Linked DNA regions of Mus musculus: region 2 is linked to region 1. Evidence: chromatin loops called from intact Hi-C (ENCODE). Cell type or tissue: left cerebral cortex. All regions are shown on one strand. Each heading gives the region's core, and the rest is flanking DNA. Links, peaks and the distances in the headings are about the cores only. Region 1 has its middle 15 kb from the start of H2al1j. Region 2 has its middle 9.8 kb from the start of H2al1a.

Evidence for each region. Hi-C counts contacts between places; a loop is a spot of excess contacts. Peaks named below come from ENCODE experiments on the same cell type or tissue, not always from the same donor. Only the 100,000 strongest peaks of a DNase experiment are listed, where the experiment ranks them.
Region 2: it touches region 1 in a loop (3-fold over the local background); 4 of 42 quality-filtered maps call a loop at or near these places.

Annotation. Positions count from the first base shown.
Region 1 is chrX:11,338,229-11,346,902 of GRCm38, reverse strand. No RefSeq gene overlaps it. Among named protein-coding and RNA genes, the nearest start is that of H2al1j, 15 kb to the right of the region's middle. In left cerebral cortex, for the core only: no CTCF peak of the experiment used is centred there; DNase peaks (open chromatin) are centred at 905, 1,366 and 4,210.
Region 2 is chrX:11,285,126-11,293,799 of GRCm38, reverse strand. No RefSeq gene overlaps it. Among named protein-coding and RNA genes, the nearest start is that of H2al1a, 9.8 kb to the left of the region's middle. In left cerebral cortex, for the core only: no CTCF peak of the experiment used is centred there; DNase peaks (open chromatin) are centred at 4,300, 4,471 and 5,140.

The DNA.
Region 1 (8,674 bases), core at 211-8,210:
TAGGCAATTGAATGAACTATCAGTGCCTGATTCACACTGATGCCATCATCCTTTCTTTACAGAGGAGGATACATGCAAAATATCCAAAAAGGAGTTAACAAAAGACATAAATGTCAACTGCTGTCAGAAACAAGAGTAGACTCAATCTCCCGACAAGCTTCCATACCACACTGCCTCCCAGGACGCCAAGAAAATGATGTAATCTGACCCATGAATTCCCCCTCTGGAAGCTGCCCCAGCCTGTCTATCTGAAGATAAAAACAACCACAGATTCAGTTTACATCTTCTTTTGCTCCTTAGCCTGTTGGAGCCAAGGTTGAATGGTGCCAATTTGCCAATGGTGGTTTTTATGATGTGGGCTGGGATCATTGCGAAGTGTTCTGAATCAAATTCATTTCAATTAGAAGTGTAACTTAATGTCCAATTTTCAAACCAGATTCTCTAGGTAAGAAGACCTTTCTTTTTTTTTTTCTGAGCTGTTTCAATCTGATGAGCAGTACTTGTGGGTACCAATAGTGCCTGGCTCTGCATCCTTGGCTGTGGCATTACTCCAGGTTAATATGAGGTGCAAGTCAGGCTAAAGCAGGGGTGAGGAAATAAACGTGGAAAATGGAAAGGGGGCTGCGTGAAATTTGAACCAGTACAGATCAATTCCAGAATGCTGCCCAGGGATTCCTAAAAGTGAACCCAGGGAAAAATAAATACATCTCATCTTTATTAACACTCCAAACCTTAAATGAGTCCCGATGTTAATTCCGAAGAGATGTCTAAAATGCCTCCTTCAAATTGCCGCCCCACTTGCCCTATAAAACAACGTGTACTTCTTTTTATTCACTCCATGTTCAAAAAAAATAAAGGAAATTCCTTCTGCAGTCTAGGGCCAAGGAACAACCCGGCCTGGCTTTGATTACTGAGAGCTGGAGAGTTTTGAGTGAAAGCTGCAGCCGGCTGCCAGCCTTGTTATTAGCAATAAGCATCAAGCTGGTCTCGGGAGAGCAGGGGCCTTTTGAGAATGTCAGACAGCAGCCGGCACCTTCCTTTGACAGCACCTGCAGTCACCACTGGAGGTGTGGGCCTGTCCAGAACTCCATTTCCTCTTGGCTGAATCGGCAGCACTAATCAACAGAGAAATAAGCCCTTCTATTTATATAATATCTACCTACAAGCAGTCCAAATTGCCATGCTCCTGTTTAAGACTCTACAATAGCTCCCCATGGCCCCCCAGACCAAGTCCAAATGCCCAGGTTCATTGTTCCAGGTCTCATGACAACAGAGCTCACCTTGGCAATGTGGGCACTTTCTTTCTTTCCTTCCTTTCATTTTGTAAAAACAGAGTTCCAGCCAGGACATTCTTCCACAGCCGGAGAGGGTTATTATGGTGAGATTGGAAAGGGCTGCTGACTCAAAAGGCTTGCTGCGAGCCCCAGCTCTACTCCAGACTGCAGCACTGGCTGAGCATTCCCAGCTCAGGATTCACTTGCCATCTCATTGATAAAGTGAGGAGACGATCATAGTAGACGACTTGATCTACCGCATCCTTCAAGAGTCTGAAATTGTATAAGGTTTCATTCCATTCACAGCCCTCTCTTACTTGATTTTCCCAGCCTTGCTTCTTTTCCTGAGGTTGGAAAAGGGTAAATTCAGCTCTCTCATCCTCTCTTACAGCTAGCAGTAACCAATCTAGGTAGCTCCTGAAGTCTGGTTGGTGAGACAGATGACCATGCTGCTCTATATTCCACACCCATAGCCCCCTCTGATTTCTGCTGCAATTAGGATGGGCAAATGATGCTTTTCAGAATCTCTCCATGCTGATAACATCTGACCTCAAGATCAAACAATGCCCTGTCCTTCTATCTCTTCCTCGGGCTTCAGTAGCACACCAGGAGCCCGCTGGCAAATGAAAGCAACACCCAAAGTAGAGATGCTTGCATTGCTATTAACACTTAGCTAATGGAGGACAGGGGCCAGATGTTTCAGCCACCTGCTTTTCAGGATTAAAAGTCTGGAAGGCATTGTGTATTCATCTCAGGAAGTCAAGGTGTAATGAAGTCCCTGTTGCTCAAGGTGGGGACCTCCTTGTAACACATTCATAGAGTATTCTATCCACTCTACCTTCCTCTCTCCACCCATACTCCTCTTCTAGCTCGTCCTTCTCTATCCACTGTTTCCCCATCTCTATCTTTTCCTGGTCCTCCATCTTCTCCTGCATTCCTCTTCATCCTCCGCCACCTCCTCCACCTTTTCCATCTCTTCGTTCATCTTTTCCTCCTGTTTTTCATCTCTTCTTCTTATGCCTCCTCATCCTTTCCCTCCTCTACTCCTCTGCTGCTACCACCGCCTCCTCCTCCTGCTCCTTCACCACTTCTCCCAAACCCTCAGCAAGTGGTGTCCCACTTTCACTTTCTTGTTTTGAGACAGGACTTCATTAGGTTATGACGATGGCTTTGAACTCATTCTCTAGCCTAGGCAGGCCTTGAATTAAAAAATCCCTCAGCTTCAGGAACCTGAATAGTTGCGATTAAAGGACCATAGCACAGGTCTGACCTCTGTTACTCTTCTTGCTTTCTCCTAATGCTTCCAAAGTTTAGTTAGTAACTGAACTCTCAGAATCCAAGTCGTTGGTTTGAAGTCTACTTTCAGAGGGATTTCAAACTCAAATGGCTGACATAATTCATCTTCCCTCTTTCATCTTAAATGAGGGTGCTCATGTGATGGCCAAAGCTAAGCAACCTTCCTGGAATCAACATGAAGGAAAGGCTACAAAAGGTGTCAGAAATGCCACATCTGACATCTTTGAGTCAATACCAGCAACTGTCAAGTTTTATGTTTTGGGCTCCATGAAACTAACACCTATTTATTTAAGCTATTGCTCCTTGAGTATTCTTTCACTTGCAGTTGAACACAACCCTCGTCACTCTGGTGTGCCTTTCTCTGCATGCTAGCAGTGTTGTCACCTGTGTCTTTGCTCCTGTGTTCTCTTTGCCTGGATCTCCCCATTTCTCTAGTTGGTCTCACTTGCCTGCTTTCTTTCATAAACCAAATCCATATTGATTTCCCTCCTCCAAGCCATGACACTTTCCATTTGACAAAATTCTTAAAATATTTATCTATATGAAGAGATAGAGCCCGTCTTGTATTGGTTATGAGGTAGCCCTGGAATGGCTCCAAATTATGACTTTTAAAGTGGATCTCACTTAAATGGAGACTACCTTTGAAAACAGAGGCTCCATTTATATGTGTGTGCATATGTCTTCTACAGACTTCTATGCATGATCAAAGGACCCCATGTGAATAGAATGGGGGCAAAGGACACATGTTTAATTTAAGCAAATTCCCTTCATGCTAAGGAGGGCAATTTAAGTGAAGATGATAAAGAAGTTTTGTGGGAACCTTACTGGGAGAATAGACACTACTCTTTATGCACTGTATCCCTAGGAAGGGTGGAGACTGCATGAGATTGTGATGTTATCGATGGACTTAAGAACCCACCCCCTTTAATCTCAGCACTCAGGTGGCAGAGGCAGGCCAATCTCTGTGAACTGAAGTCTAGCCTTTTCTTCAAAGTGAGTTCTGAGACATCCAGGGCTGAAGATGTAAACAAAGAAACCCTATTGAGAGAGAGAGAGAGAGAGAGAGAGAGAGAGAGAGAGAGAGAGAGAGAGAGAGAGAGAGAAAGAGAGACAGAGAGAGAGACAGAGAGAGAAGGAGGAGGAGGAGGAGGAGGAGGAGAAAAGAGAAGAGAAGAGAAGAGAAGAGAAGAGAAGAGAAGAGAAGAGAAGAGAAGAGAAGAGAAGAGAAGAGAAGAGAAGAGAACCTGAGCCCCATGTATAGAAGGTCTCCTCTTTTCTTAGGTCCTGAGTCCTTTTCTTTGAATGGCACCCCTCTCTCTGGGTCCTTTACTACCAAACACAGCTCTCTATCAAGTGTCTGGAGCCACACTTTGGGGGGCATGCTCTTCATCTTCCCATGTTCCCAGGCTTTCAGACCCAGAAGAAAGAAGCCTTTGTTCACCAGCTTCCTCCCCTTGTTCTTTGGTGTTTCTTGCCACCACAGTTGTCCTTGTACAACGTGGCTCAAATGGACTGTCCCACAAGTCCAACCCTAGATTATCACTCAACACTTCCTGCCAAGGCAGGAAATGACCTTCTAACTGTCCCTTCACAGTGTGCCATGCCCACATATGCTGCCAAGATGTTATGCACAGCAACAGTGCTGTCAAGCAAGACACCTCCTTGCTGGAACTCTTTCATTGCTTCCATTCTCTCACCAAATATGACTCAGACAGCTACTTTTCTCTACTCTAATTATGTAGTCAATGTGAACAAGCCACTAAGCAAGCAAGAAGATACCTGATACTCACAGACCTCTGTGCTTGGCTTATAGGGCTAGGCCATGTCTTCTTGCTAAGCATACCCCTCCCCAATAGCAATCCACTCCACTCTTGACTGTTTTGCTTATCTTTCTAATGTGGCACCCTGACCTTGAGATAACACACAGCTTTAGTTAAATTTAAAGGACCCTGCCTAGTTACAGTGGAGCAATGAGCACTTCTGTCATAGCATCTATCAGGTATGCCTTTGTCTTCTACTCACTCAGGCATGTAGAGGATCCTGGGGTCAGATGCTGGCATTTCTACATACCTGCATCAGAAGCTTTGGCTTGAGATACAATAGAAGCCACAGATCATAGTTACCCTCTGTTTACTATACTTCTGGGCACTGTGTTTTCCTCATCCACAGGAATAGCTTCCTGGCCTTCCACAAGAGCACTGAAAAAGGCGACTGAGGGCTTCCTTTTCATAACAGATGAGAAAACTGAGAGCTGAGTGGGTGGTGCCACTAGCCCAAGTTCCCATGACTTGGAAGTGGCAGAGTTGTGTGCCTCCTACCTTGGCCTGTCACCCTGATGTATGCATGCTGTGAAAACCAGCCTGTTCTATGTTCTTCTGTGCACAAGAGATGAATGAATGTCAGGTCTACAGAGGAAACATTTTACTGGCAACCACACTCTGGGTCATTGTCCCAGCTCTGCATGCTGCTTTGCCAGAACAACTCTAGCAAGAGGCTTCTTCCCAGTAGTGAGCTTCAAAATCTGCCTTGAGAAGTTGGGGATAAAAAAATCACTAGAGTTGCTCCCAGCTGAGGAGAATTCGGTGGGACTAGGCACGACTTTGTCTGTAAAACTCTTTTCTGACAGTGAATGGAGCAGCTGCCTGGTGTGCAATAGTGACTGGGACCTGCGGTGGAGAGAAAGATAGGTGAGGGAAGATACGACTTGGTGAGGAGACACGACTTGGCAGTGGAGACATGGGCCTGAAGACTCTGGGTCACAAATCTATTCCAAACACTCACATTTTAAAACATTTAGATTGATGGATCGGTGTCTTAAATGGACAGTTGATAATTGCACATCTTTGTCGGGTATGAGGCAGTGTTTGGGAGCTTCATACCTCATGTAATGATCAACTCGGGATATTGTGCTTCTCCACCATCTCAGGTGCTTATCATTTCTTGGCGGTGCGAGCATTCTAAATCCTTTCTTCTGGCTGTTTTGAATTATACAAGATGACGCTGTTGACTGTAGTCGCCCTTCTGTGTAATAAAATACCAAAATGTATTTCTACTCTCCGGCTGTGACTTTGTGCCCATTAGGCAATCATTTCCTTTTCCCTCCTTCTTGCCCTCCAAGGAGAATTCTGCCCACATACAAAGGAAGTTAAGGATGATTACCTCCACCAGTTAATTTTGAGTGTATTTTCCTTTTCATGAGAGTGCTATATCATACAAATCTGTCTAAATACATTTAAAAGTGCTCTTTTAATAATGAACCACACAATAAAAATCCCAAGAGCCATGAAAGCCTTGTGTTATTGAATAGTGACATTTTTTTTTTCTGATTGGTATACCTAGCATGTTGGTAATTCTTAAAAGTGATGAATCTCAGACTCAATCGAATATAAGGGGCATGAGAAGGTGCTCCTGACGCTATCTTAAGCATCTGGGAAGACTGTCTTGAAAAAGTAACATCAGTTGACTCAAGTACAGGATGCTGGAAAAGGACTCTACTCTTCTTAGGAAGGAAGAACTGCAAATGTAGTCTGCATTTCTTCTCTATCAAAAATATTTATTTATTTATTTATTTATTTATTTATTTATTTTTATTTATTATTTCAGGTGTGTGGATGTTTTGCTTATATGTATGTGCTACATGTGTGAAGTGTCCACAGAGGGCAGAAAAGGGTATTAGATCCTCTGGAACTGATCTTAGTCCTCTGGAAACCAGCCAGTGCCCTTGACCTGTAAGCCATCTCTCCAGCCCCATCTGCATTTCCTTTTATTCTCATGCAAGTTTCCCCATCAGCTGTCTATGGCTGCCCAGAAAGTTCTGCTGCCCACTTCCTAAGGCTCTTCGGGGTCAACTGTGCTGACTTAAGTTAATCTGGGGGAAAATGACAATAATCAGAGCAAGAAGACTCCAGGGTTTTTTTTTTTGTTTGTTTGTTTGTTTTTTTTTTTTGAAGTGGGGGGGGGGCAGGGAGACAAGCAAGAGGCAACAACTAGTTCTTCCAACTTACAAGTCTTCATGCTACTGTGACCTACTGATTTCTGTATATGATTCTGCCTTTTGACTTTTCATACCATAAGCTTTCTTTTGGGTGAAAGATAACACTAGAGGCTTTAAAAATACTTCCTGGTCCATGAAAAAGGAATATCTTAGTGCTATAGCTCAAAACGGAAATGGCTGCCAAGGACTCAAGTATTTGAAGATGTGGTCCCCAGTTGGTAGCACTGCTCTGAGAGGAAGTGGAGTATAGCTGGTTGAGTTGGTTCATCATGAGTGAGCATTTGGGAATTAGGACTTCACTCTGTTGTCATCTGGTTCTGAGTCTTTATGATCACATTGTGAGTTAGCCTCCTTTGCACATCTCACTACTATAGGTGGAACCATCTCCACAGTCAGTGCATTTTCTGCCATGATGGGCCAAAATCCCCAGAAACCATGAGCCCTGCCAAACTTTTCCTTTCTTAAGCTTCTTCTGTCAGGCATTTTGTCACAGTGTGGAGATTTGGATAGGAATGCCCCCCCATATGTTTGAATGTTTGGCCAATAAGAATGATACATTTAGGAAGTGTGGCCTTGTTGAAGTGGGTGTGGCTTTGATGGAGGAAGTGTGTCATGTGGGGTGTGGGTGGTATTGAGGTCTTATATGCTCAAGCTATAACCAGTGTGGCACTCTATCTTCTTGCCTGTAGATTCAGATGTAGAACTCTCAGCTCCTTCATAGCACCATGTTTGCCTGTATACTGTTACTATGTTTCTCACTATGATGATAATAGACTCTGAAACTGTAAGCCAGCCCCAATTAAATGTTTTCCTTTATAAGAGTTGCTGTGGTCATGGTGTCTGTTCACAGCAATAAAAACCCTAGTCTATGTTCATGGAAGGGAGTCCATAAGAGCCTCTGGAGGTTTGAAAGTGTTCTTCCAACTAGGAAGGAGACAAAGATGAGATAAATAAAATGTTATCTTTATGTTAAATATAAATCAATGGGCTAATCTATAATCACCAGGAGTAATGGTGATGGTAACTCTCCATTCTTCCTCCTGGAAAATATAGCTAATTCATAATGAGTCTTTCCGCTTTTGTGCCAGAATTTTCATCACACTGGTATTGGGTAGGCCTTGCTAATCAGTTAGGGAGCTAATGTCACCTCGGGGGAACAAAGAACTGGACTCATAGCCAAGAGATCTGGCAAACAGGTCTAGCTTTGCTTTCAGCCAGCCATGTGGCCATGAATAGTAATTGAACCTCTCATAGCCTCTGTTGGCTTATTCGTAAAAGGAGGGGATGGTTCTTGTGCTATCTTAATCCATTTCTAATTCTCATGTTCTAAGACTCTGAAAGGAGCTGTGGCATTGGAAATCCACGAGGGCTTAGAAGTCACACCTGCAGTTTGGAGGTCTACCATTATGCCTCTAAATACTCTTTAAGGAAACAGAGGGATAAACCTAGACACTCAGGAGATTGTAGTCAAGTTTGGAAGGTGATACGTGTTTTTGAAAGAATGAGGAAAATAAGAAACTCTGATACAGAGAGAGACATTACAAACTCACAGAGCAGGAATTTATCTTGGGCTTGGGAGAGTTATATCTGTCTGCTATTGCCATAATCATGCTGTGTAACAAAATCTCGACAATATCTCAGTGGCCCATAACAATACACATTTATTTCCTTCCCAAGTGTGTCATTGTCAGTGACTGTGAGCTGGACACATGCGTTCCTGCATCTACAGTCATCTGTGGGGCAGCTGACTAGCCTTGCACATCATGGCTAGGCTCGATCATACATCTGAGGGGTAGCTTTTTATCAGTCCATCTAGCAGGGCTTTGCTTGGTGTGACTGGGGTGCTTTGGCTCTGCTCTTTGCATCATTCTTTATATGATTTTCTATAGCATGCTGTCATGTTAATAGATTTAGTGGAAGCACACAGACAGAAATACAAGAGTGCTTATCGCTGGCATTACTCTGCTGGCTCTCACGGAGAAAGGCAGCCATTTTCAGAGTGTGCTCTGCTACCTTGAAGCTGTGCTGCCCTCGAGCTCAGTGGTTATTTTCTTCACATGCAAACTTGCTGAGCCTTCTTCTGGATATGACAGGCAATCTGCACAGGTGG
Region 2 (8,674 bases), core at 340-8,339, 53 kb after region 1:
TTGTGGAATGAATGCCATCCCTTCCCCATCTTTGACCACCCACAACCTCAGTGATGTAGTTGGCAGAGCAGCAGGCCTCTGTCTTGAATTCCTCTTCTATGGAGCTTTAGACTTCACTGAGCCACCGGTCATCAGAAAGCACCTAGTTCATTCCCAGCTGCTGGGTCTGGCTTGCTCTAGTTGCATTGAATAGCAGAACTTTCTTCCGTACTTCCCTAAGGGTCATAGCATGTTATCCTCACAACTACACTGTATTTTCAGATGGCAACTCTGTGCATGTGTTTCTCCCTCACTCCCTGTGTCTTAAATCCTTTTCCTGGACTTCAGTGTCTTGTCTGTTTTATGAGTATATCTTGCTCACTTCCTATTATCTGGTCAGGCTTACTGGGGGTCCCTCTTCATTTCCTTTCTCTGCTCCATTCCTTGTCATCTTGTAGTCTATCTGCAGAAACAGTTATTTTCCTTTATGGCAGACCACTGCGAGGAATCTTGTCAGGCTGCCCTCACACCTCACTGGCATTGGGATGCTCTGCATCTCAGACAGCTGTTACATGAGTAGTTTGCATGTTCAGGTGAGTGTTCTGGGAAGCCTGGGGCTGGAGAAGTGTGTGTAGGAGAACCGTGTGGGAAGAGGCTCCAGGAGTCTGTGGCAGGGATGGAACACAGGCCTGATCACCATGGTGGTCAATGGGACATAGCTTTTCCCAGAGGTCCAGTCACAGAAGCCTCCCTCACCCACCTGTTTTCCTCTTTGCTCTAGAGACCTGGATGGAAGCTTATGTCTGCCGTTCCTGTCAGGAATAACTTAGTACAGCCACTAGAATTTGATGACAACAAACAAAGAAACAAATATGAAATTTCTAAAGAAATGTTTTCATTGGGCCAAGGGGTTCTGAGGGATAGTCTGTTTCCTTCACATTAATGAACTCCTAGCAGTGCCGAGCCCTCCCAAGTTCTTCCTTTTCTCCTTCAGTCTCCCTCCTCAACTCTTTACATCCCCTCTTGGTCTTTCTCTGTCATCTTCTTTCTCGTCACTCTTTCTTATCTACCTACCCTTCTGCTCTGTATCTCTTTGCTCATGTTTATATTTGTTCAGTCTCTTTCCACCTGCCTTTACCTCTTTTTGCTTCTTCTGTTTGTCTCTGTGCCCCAGTGTGTGTGTGTGTGTGTGTGTGTGTGTGTGTGTGTGTGTGTGTGTGTGTGTGTGAGTGTGTGTGGTGTTGGCTTGTTGGTTGTCTGATTCATATTTTGCTCAGTGTCAATCATCCCCCTCTTCCATTTCATTTCATCTCAGAGTTTCAGTCTCTAGTCATGTGTTTTAGTATTTTCTTGTTGTTTTGTTTGTTTGTTCCTGCTGCTGTGACAAAACACCTAGACAAAAGCAAGAGGTTAAGGAAGAGGTTCACACAGCTCTCCTTAGGTCAGGGAAGTCCCAGTGGAGTGGAAAAGCGCTCTCCAGGCTGGTTACATCAAATCTACAGTAAAAAAAAAAATCAGATAGCCACGAGTCCCACCATGTGCTTTCTTTGGTTGGTGGTTTAGTCCCAGGAAACTCTAGGGGTACTGGTTAGTTCATATTGTTGTTCCTCCTATGGGGTTGCAATCACCTTCAGGACCTTGTGTACTTTCTCTAGATACTTCATTGGGGACCCTGTGCTCCATCCAATGGATGATTGTGAGCATCCACTTCTGTATATGTCAGGCACTGGCAGAGCCTCTCGGGAGACAGCTATATCAGTCTCCTGTCAGCAAGCTCTTGTTGGCATCTGCAATAGTGTCTGGGTTTGGTGGTTGTTTATGGGATGGATCCCCAGGTGGGGCAGTCTCTGGATGGTCATTCCTTCAGTCTCTGCTCCACACTTTGCCCCTGTAACTCTTTCCATGGGTATTTTGTTCCCCCTTCTAGGAAGGAACGAAGTGTCCACACTTTGGTCTTCCTTCTTCTTGAGCTTCATGTGTTTTGCAAATTGTATCTTGAGTATTCTGAGCTTCAGGGCTAATATCCACTCATCAGTGAGTGCTATTATGTGTGTTCTTTTGTGATTGGGTTACCTCCCTCAGGATGATAGCCTCCAGATCTATCCATTTGTCTAAAAATTTCATAAATTCATTCTTTTTAATAGCTGAGTAGTACTCCATTGCGTAAATGTACCACATTTTCTGTATCCATTCCTCTGTTGAGGGACATCTGGGTTCTTTCCAGCTTCTGGCTATTATAAATAAGGCTGCTATGAACATAGTGGAGCATGTATCTGTATTAAAAGTTGGAGCATCTTCTGGGTATATATGTAGCAGAGGATGGCCTAGTCAGTCATCAATGGGAGGAGAGACCCTTGGTCTTGTGAAGGTTCTATGCCCCAGTACAGGGGAATGCTAGGGCCAGGAAGCGGGAGTGGGTAGGTTGGGAGCACGGGGATGGGGGAGGCGATAAATGATTTTTGGAGAGGAAACTAGGAAAGGGGACAACACTTGAAATGTAAATAAAGAAAATATCTAATAAAAGTCCATTAAAAAAGCAGATAGACAGGAAGAGTATGTGAAGCTCTTTCCCACCTTATACAGTCCATTTGTTCCTGCTTGGGGAATGGTCCAGCCCATAATTAAGATGGGTTTTTACACATCAATTAACATAATAAAGATAATCCCTCAGAGGCCCATCTCCCTAGCGACTCCAGATACTGTTCTGCTGATAATAATCACTAGCCATCACTCCAAGATCTCTTCCTATGTCACTGTTCCTTCCCTTTGCTTCCCGAAGCTGGTCTCAGTCTGCCTCTCGGGCTCCTGACCTGCCAGCTACTGGTGAGTGGCTCTGCACTCCACCTCTCAGTGTCTCTGTGGGCAGACCTGGTGCTCACAGTTTCTCTGAGGTATATATCCTCCTTGCACTGGCAGAGGCAGTAAAAAGATGGACTTCACTGGTTTGTGTGACAACTCAGCAATGGAGCCCAATTCCAACTGTGAGAACAGTTGCCATAATTCACATACTTGCCAAATACACATGCTCAGACACAGATATGCTCACACACATGCATGTCGATAGACACACTGACAAAGCCCTCTGACTTGCCCTCAAGACTGCTGGGAACACCATAGTAGCCTTAGAAGGAGATATTCCATCACTTCTTCCTGGTGCTTTTCGTATACAGGAAGTGATTCATGGAGGATTTAAAAAGCTTCACCATTTCCACCCAATTCCAAAAGAATATTCTAGTTTCAGAGCTCCCTGTGGGGTTGGCCAAGTCCATTAAGCCTTCTCTCTAGGACCCAGGCAGCTTGCTCATTCTCTCTCTCTCTCTCTCTCTCTCTCTCTCTCTCTCTCTCTCTCTCTCCCTCTCTCTCCCTCTCTCTCTCTGTCTCACCCTCTCTCCTACCTCCACATACTTCTATTTAATTTTCTTCTCTTGCTGTTGCTTAAACCTCCCCTTTCTCCTTGGATCTCTCCTTTGTAATGTACTGAAACCTTGATCCCAGGGCAACTCATCATGCCCGTTTTTCTTGCCCCCACAGGCCCTGACAGCCTGCTTTAGACCTTGTAATTGTCTCTTTGGCGGTTCCTCACTTGGAGAATTCTTTATCAGTACAGTAAAAGAACATGTATTTAGGAGGGGGAGAGGCTCCCTTGTGAAAACCATTCTCACACCCTGCAACTCAGTTGCCTGGTTTGGGAGGAAATTTCCACGAAGACCACCTCACAGCATGAGAAGTGGAGCCTCTGTTTCTGCCATGACAGGCTGCAAAATTCAGAGCGCTATTAAATCTATTCAGTGGATTATTTACTCAATTTCTCTTAGCTTTTTGCTTTCCATTATTCTGCTGCTGCCTCTTTCTCCTCTTTCCCTCTTCCTTCTCCTCTTCCCCTCCCTCTTCTCCTCTTCTTTCATTCTCTTCTCCATCCTCTTTCTTATACTGACCTCAAAGCTTTTATGCTGGTCTCTTGGCTGTTGTGTAGTAAGAAGACTAGAACCAAGTTCCCTAGAAAGTAATATAAGCATTGTCCCTCTCCTAGAATTTCCAGCAGTGCTACCTATGGATCAGCACCATCCCATGGCGCTAGTAATCCTGGCATTCAAGAAACTCGTCTTTCCTTGTGCTGAGATATGAGCTTAGATATGGACAAACTCAAGTTTGGATCTCACAGACTGTGTGACCTTGAATAAATTCTCAGGCTGCAGGATGTATTTCTGAGCTCCTCACTGGAGGAGAGGCCAAAAGAACCATCTTCCCAGGATGGCTGTGGGAACGAAATGAGGCATTCAAAAGGCGAGCTTGTCTGGGGGCTCAGGAAATAGTCAGAGTGCTGCTTTGTTTTGAGGTCTTTTGTAATGGAGAGATCTAATCCAAGCTCTGCTGAACTGATTGGAGGACTTGTACAAATCTTTTAAATGCAGGACCGTTTTCATTTCCTCCTGAGATGAATAGCTCTTGATTTCGGAGTTCTTTTCTGCCTCTCAAATGCAGATCTCTCACTGCAGGGCCAGCTAAGAGGTGCCTGGAAAGTCCCTGACTGCTGTGGACCACTGCAGCTAGTGCTGCAGAGTCCTGTGGGTGGTACTGGAGAGCATGAGTCAGAGTCACTTCACCCCAGTGATAAACAAGTTAGGCTTTTTTTGCATGGTTTTTGTTTGTTTTCTGTTACTGCAACAAACTACCAGAGTCCGGGCAATTTATAAAGGGAAGAAGGATTTGATTGGGCTCTGGGTAATGGAGGATACATAGCATCAGGATCTTCTTGCTACGTAATTTCATGAAAGGGAAAGTGGGTATATATGGGAGAAGCATGTGTACAACAAAGGAAGAAAAGAGAGGAGATAAAGGAGCTGCTTCACTTTATAGCTCTGTACTGTTATGAGGACAAAATCATGGTTGGAGAATCTTCCCGAGTCTAAGGAGTATGATTTGAATCCCACTATCCCCCTGACGCTTCTCTGTAAGGTACCGAGCTTCAGCATGAGCTTTGGTGAGGACTAACTGTGTCAGACCAGAGCAGGCACCATTCTTCTGTCTGACACTGGTTTGAGAGCTGTTTCCTTTGCCCACTTAAATTGTTCAGGATTCTGGCACCAAGCCACAAATCTCTAGAGCAGAGTCCTTGCCTGACCTCGTTTGTGAGAGTACACTCAGGAGCTGGGGACACGAGACGGCTCGGTGGGTAAAGTGCTTGCAGTGAATCGAGTTCAGATTTCCCAGAACTCGCTTAAAAAGCTGGGCGTGGCAGCATATGCCTGCAATCACAACTCTAGGGAGATAAAGACCGGAGGGTTTCAGAGGTTTGCTAGCCAGCAGGCTGAGCCAGCACAGTCCTCAGGTTCCTGAGCAGCTGGAAACAGCAGTCTGTGCACGTGGCCTCTGAATTCCCGTAGTTCTGCGCAGCAGGCACTCAAGGAGAGCCAGGTAAAGCTCCAGTGTGCATGGAGCCAGGCAGCTCCAGTTGTTACCTCCCAGGGCTCTGGGGCAGTAAAAGCAGACCCACTAGGATCTAGAGAGCACGCTCCTCACACTCTGCCTTCTGCATGGAATTTGACAGGTGTTCCTGTTCATCCCCTCACACATAGATGGTGATGGGGCCTCGCTCAAGTGAACAGACAAACACTAGCATCCATCTCCTGTCTACATTGTAATCTAGACACCTGGCAGCAAGCAGGGTGTGGGGAAGGCAGGGGGGTGGGGGGAGCATGGACAGCTGAATTCTTACTCTAACCAGTAGCATTTTCCTGACCTTGGTTCTTGTTTGTCAAAGCTTGGCAGAGGCATTAGGGGAGAGTAGAGGTGCGAAGGAAGGAGGGAGGACAATTGGGAGGAGGGGGAGGAGAGAAAGAAGCAGGAGGAGGAGAAGGAAGAAGGACACAGAAGCATAGCTTATAGCCCTAAAGGATTCAGGGGAGTGTTAGCCTTCCTCAATTTAAAGGCAGAGCTGAGAAAGGGCACAGACATAGTTATCTTCTTGGCTTTTGACAAAGTCTCTCAGCTATATCTGATTCCTGTACCCCAAGGACATCTGAGAATGAGCTGGAGACAGTGGCTGCATGTGTGGCTGTAATAAGGACACTTGCGTATTTGGACAGAGGCAAAGGAAGCGCAAAGTATAGTCCTTTGGGTGTGCTCTATTGCTAGATCTCAATCGAATACAGGAAATGGCCCTAGCCACAGGACACATCAATACCAAGGCAGCCATGGGACTTGGGCTTTGGTGTAACTTAGGACCACAGGACAGCTTGATGGCTCTCTTGGCAGACAGCAGAGGAGGCTGCCACCATCTCGCTCTTTCTTTCTGTTTCTAGCCTGCATTTAAGCAAAGAGAGTTTTATCCCCTCTTAGTCTACTGGTGGAGCAGTACGGGGTTTCTTCTGAGAGGGAGAGGTTTGAGGCTAAGCCCAGCACTAGACACAGAAATTTGTGGATGCGTGTGCCTGGGCATCCATCCTGGAGGCCTGTCTGTTATAGTTTGCTTTGGGTTGTTGTACGAAACACTGTGACCTAAAGTATCTTGGGGGAGGAAAGGGTTTATTTCCACTTACAGTTCAGAGTCTAACCCAAAGGGAAAAGACAGGAACCTAGAGGCAGGAACTAAAGAGGAGATTGTGGAGGAGAATTGCTTACTGGCTTGCTCTCCCTGCCTTGTTCAGATTGCTCTCTTATACAACTCAGGGCCATTTGCCTAGGGTGTCACCAACCAGAGTAGGATGGGCACTCCTATACTAATCATTAATCAAGAAAATGCCCAGCAGGCTTGTCTGAAGGCCAATCTGATGGAAGTGTTTATTCGTTTTTGAGGTTTCCTCCCCCCAGATGATCCTAGTGTGTATTGAGCTGACAATAAAACTGACCAGCACAAGGGCAAATGGCAATGTGTTCAGAAGGAACAGTTTTTCAGAGCCCAGAGTTTCTGCATTACTGTGATATGTGCTGTGTAAGTGTGGAGACATCATCTCCAAAGTACAGACAACTGAGTATCAACACTCAGAGGCACAGAAGATGTGTACTGCTGGACTAGGAAGCCTTGGCACAATTGTGCTGTTTCGGGAGGCCTTAGAGGGCCTAGCACTACATGAACTTTCAAAGGGAGTCATTTGAAACGTTTTTGCATTCATAGAGAACCCACAGACCATTGGCAATCAACATAAAAGTTTTGGAGGTAGCTGAAGCCTACTACTGGTAGACAGTGGGTATCATGGACACGGTAGTCATGGGGATCCACGGGCCTCTGATGGTAATGTTCTGGGGGCTACAGGAAAATGCCTGAGCAGCTCCCCTTCCCACTCCTGTCTCCATGCCACCGTCTGAAAAAATGTAAGAGAAATACCTCACTTCAGCTTCGAAAACAAAACTCCTCTTATCCACGGAGGCTCCAGGTCAGGCTTCAAGGTTAGCATTTATACCCGCCTGTTGCTCACATTAGCTCTCTGGGTACCTGGGTTCTCTCCAAGTTGCCGAGGGAATGTTTTAGGAAATGATCCCACCAGGAGACGTGTGGTGGCATTCGCCATTTCCTACACCCTCTTTCAAAGGTGGCGGGGAAGAACAGAGGGGCAGCTTTTTTATTACAGGGAAGACAGTGGCTTCATCTATTGCTGCCTCTGCTCTGACGTGCTCTGACGTACCTTAAGAAGCTCTTGCAGAGGATGTGCCAGCTGACAGGTACTTTTTGTGTTTCTAGACACAGGTGACTCATGGCTTCCCAGTGTTGAAAGAAAGCAGGGCACCAGCTCCCGGCTCTTCTTTCAGGAAGGAACGTCCTCATTTTCATGGCAGGTGCAGGGCAGGGCGGAGCTAGTTGTTTAGACAAAGGCTGTTTTCCTTTGTTCCTTGGTAACAGAACCATAGTTTGCTCAGTAGCAATGTATGTGAGCTCCAGGGATAAATCGTGCTTACACCAAGGCAACTAGAGTAATCCTGCTTTCCTTCACAATTGACTGGTACCTTGTGACATGGTTCTGAGCAAATAAATGTAAGAAAATCCACAGTAGAGGGATACTGCGAGGTAAGACAGCGGCCCCACAAAAAAATAGAGCCCAGTTTCCTTTCCCTGTTTCCAGTGTTGGATATTAGCAGGGATGAGTGATCTCTGAAGCTTCAGATCACGGGGCAGCAAAAGCGAGAATAAAGGTGTTAGGCTGAGGATTATGGAATTGGAAAGTGTTTGCTGGTTTTCTTAAGCAGTTTAGTGGCCCCCGCAACCACCCACCTTCAGATTACTTGTGAAGCAAAAGACGGGTGTATTTGTGGTAAAGGCCACGGTTAGGCAGGGTTTTCAAGTGTACTGCATTACATCTCCACTGCTACTCCATACTGATGATGGAAATTGGACACCAGAGGTGTGAACATACTGAGCGTGCATATGACGAATTACACCAGGGGGCGAATACAAATCATTAGAAGCTGAATGGAGCACTGAACTTTTCTGACACTGCACCTCTTTGTATACTGACTTCGTGACCCAATGGCTTTATTGTTAGTGTAGGTGTCCAGAGATGCTAGTGTTCGTCTTGACTCTGTGAATAGAGGGATCAGAAAAGATTGAAATAGACTTCTGACATTAAGTTGGCACTGCTTCAGGACAATGGTTTGGATTACCATTTTTTTTTTGTCACTGAAAACCTTCATGCCTTAAAATCTATAAAATTCATTTTAAAATAAAATGTCTGTAATATGAACTAACATTTAACTGCAATGG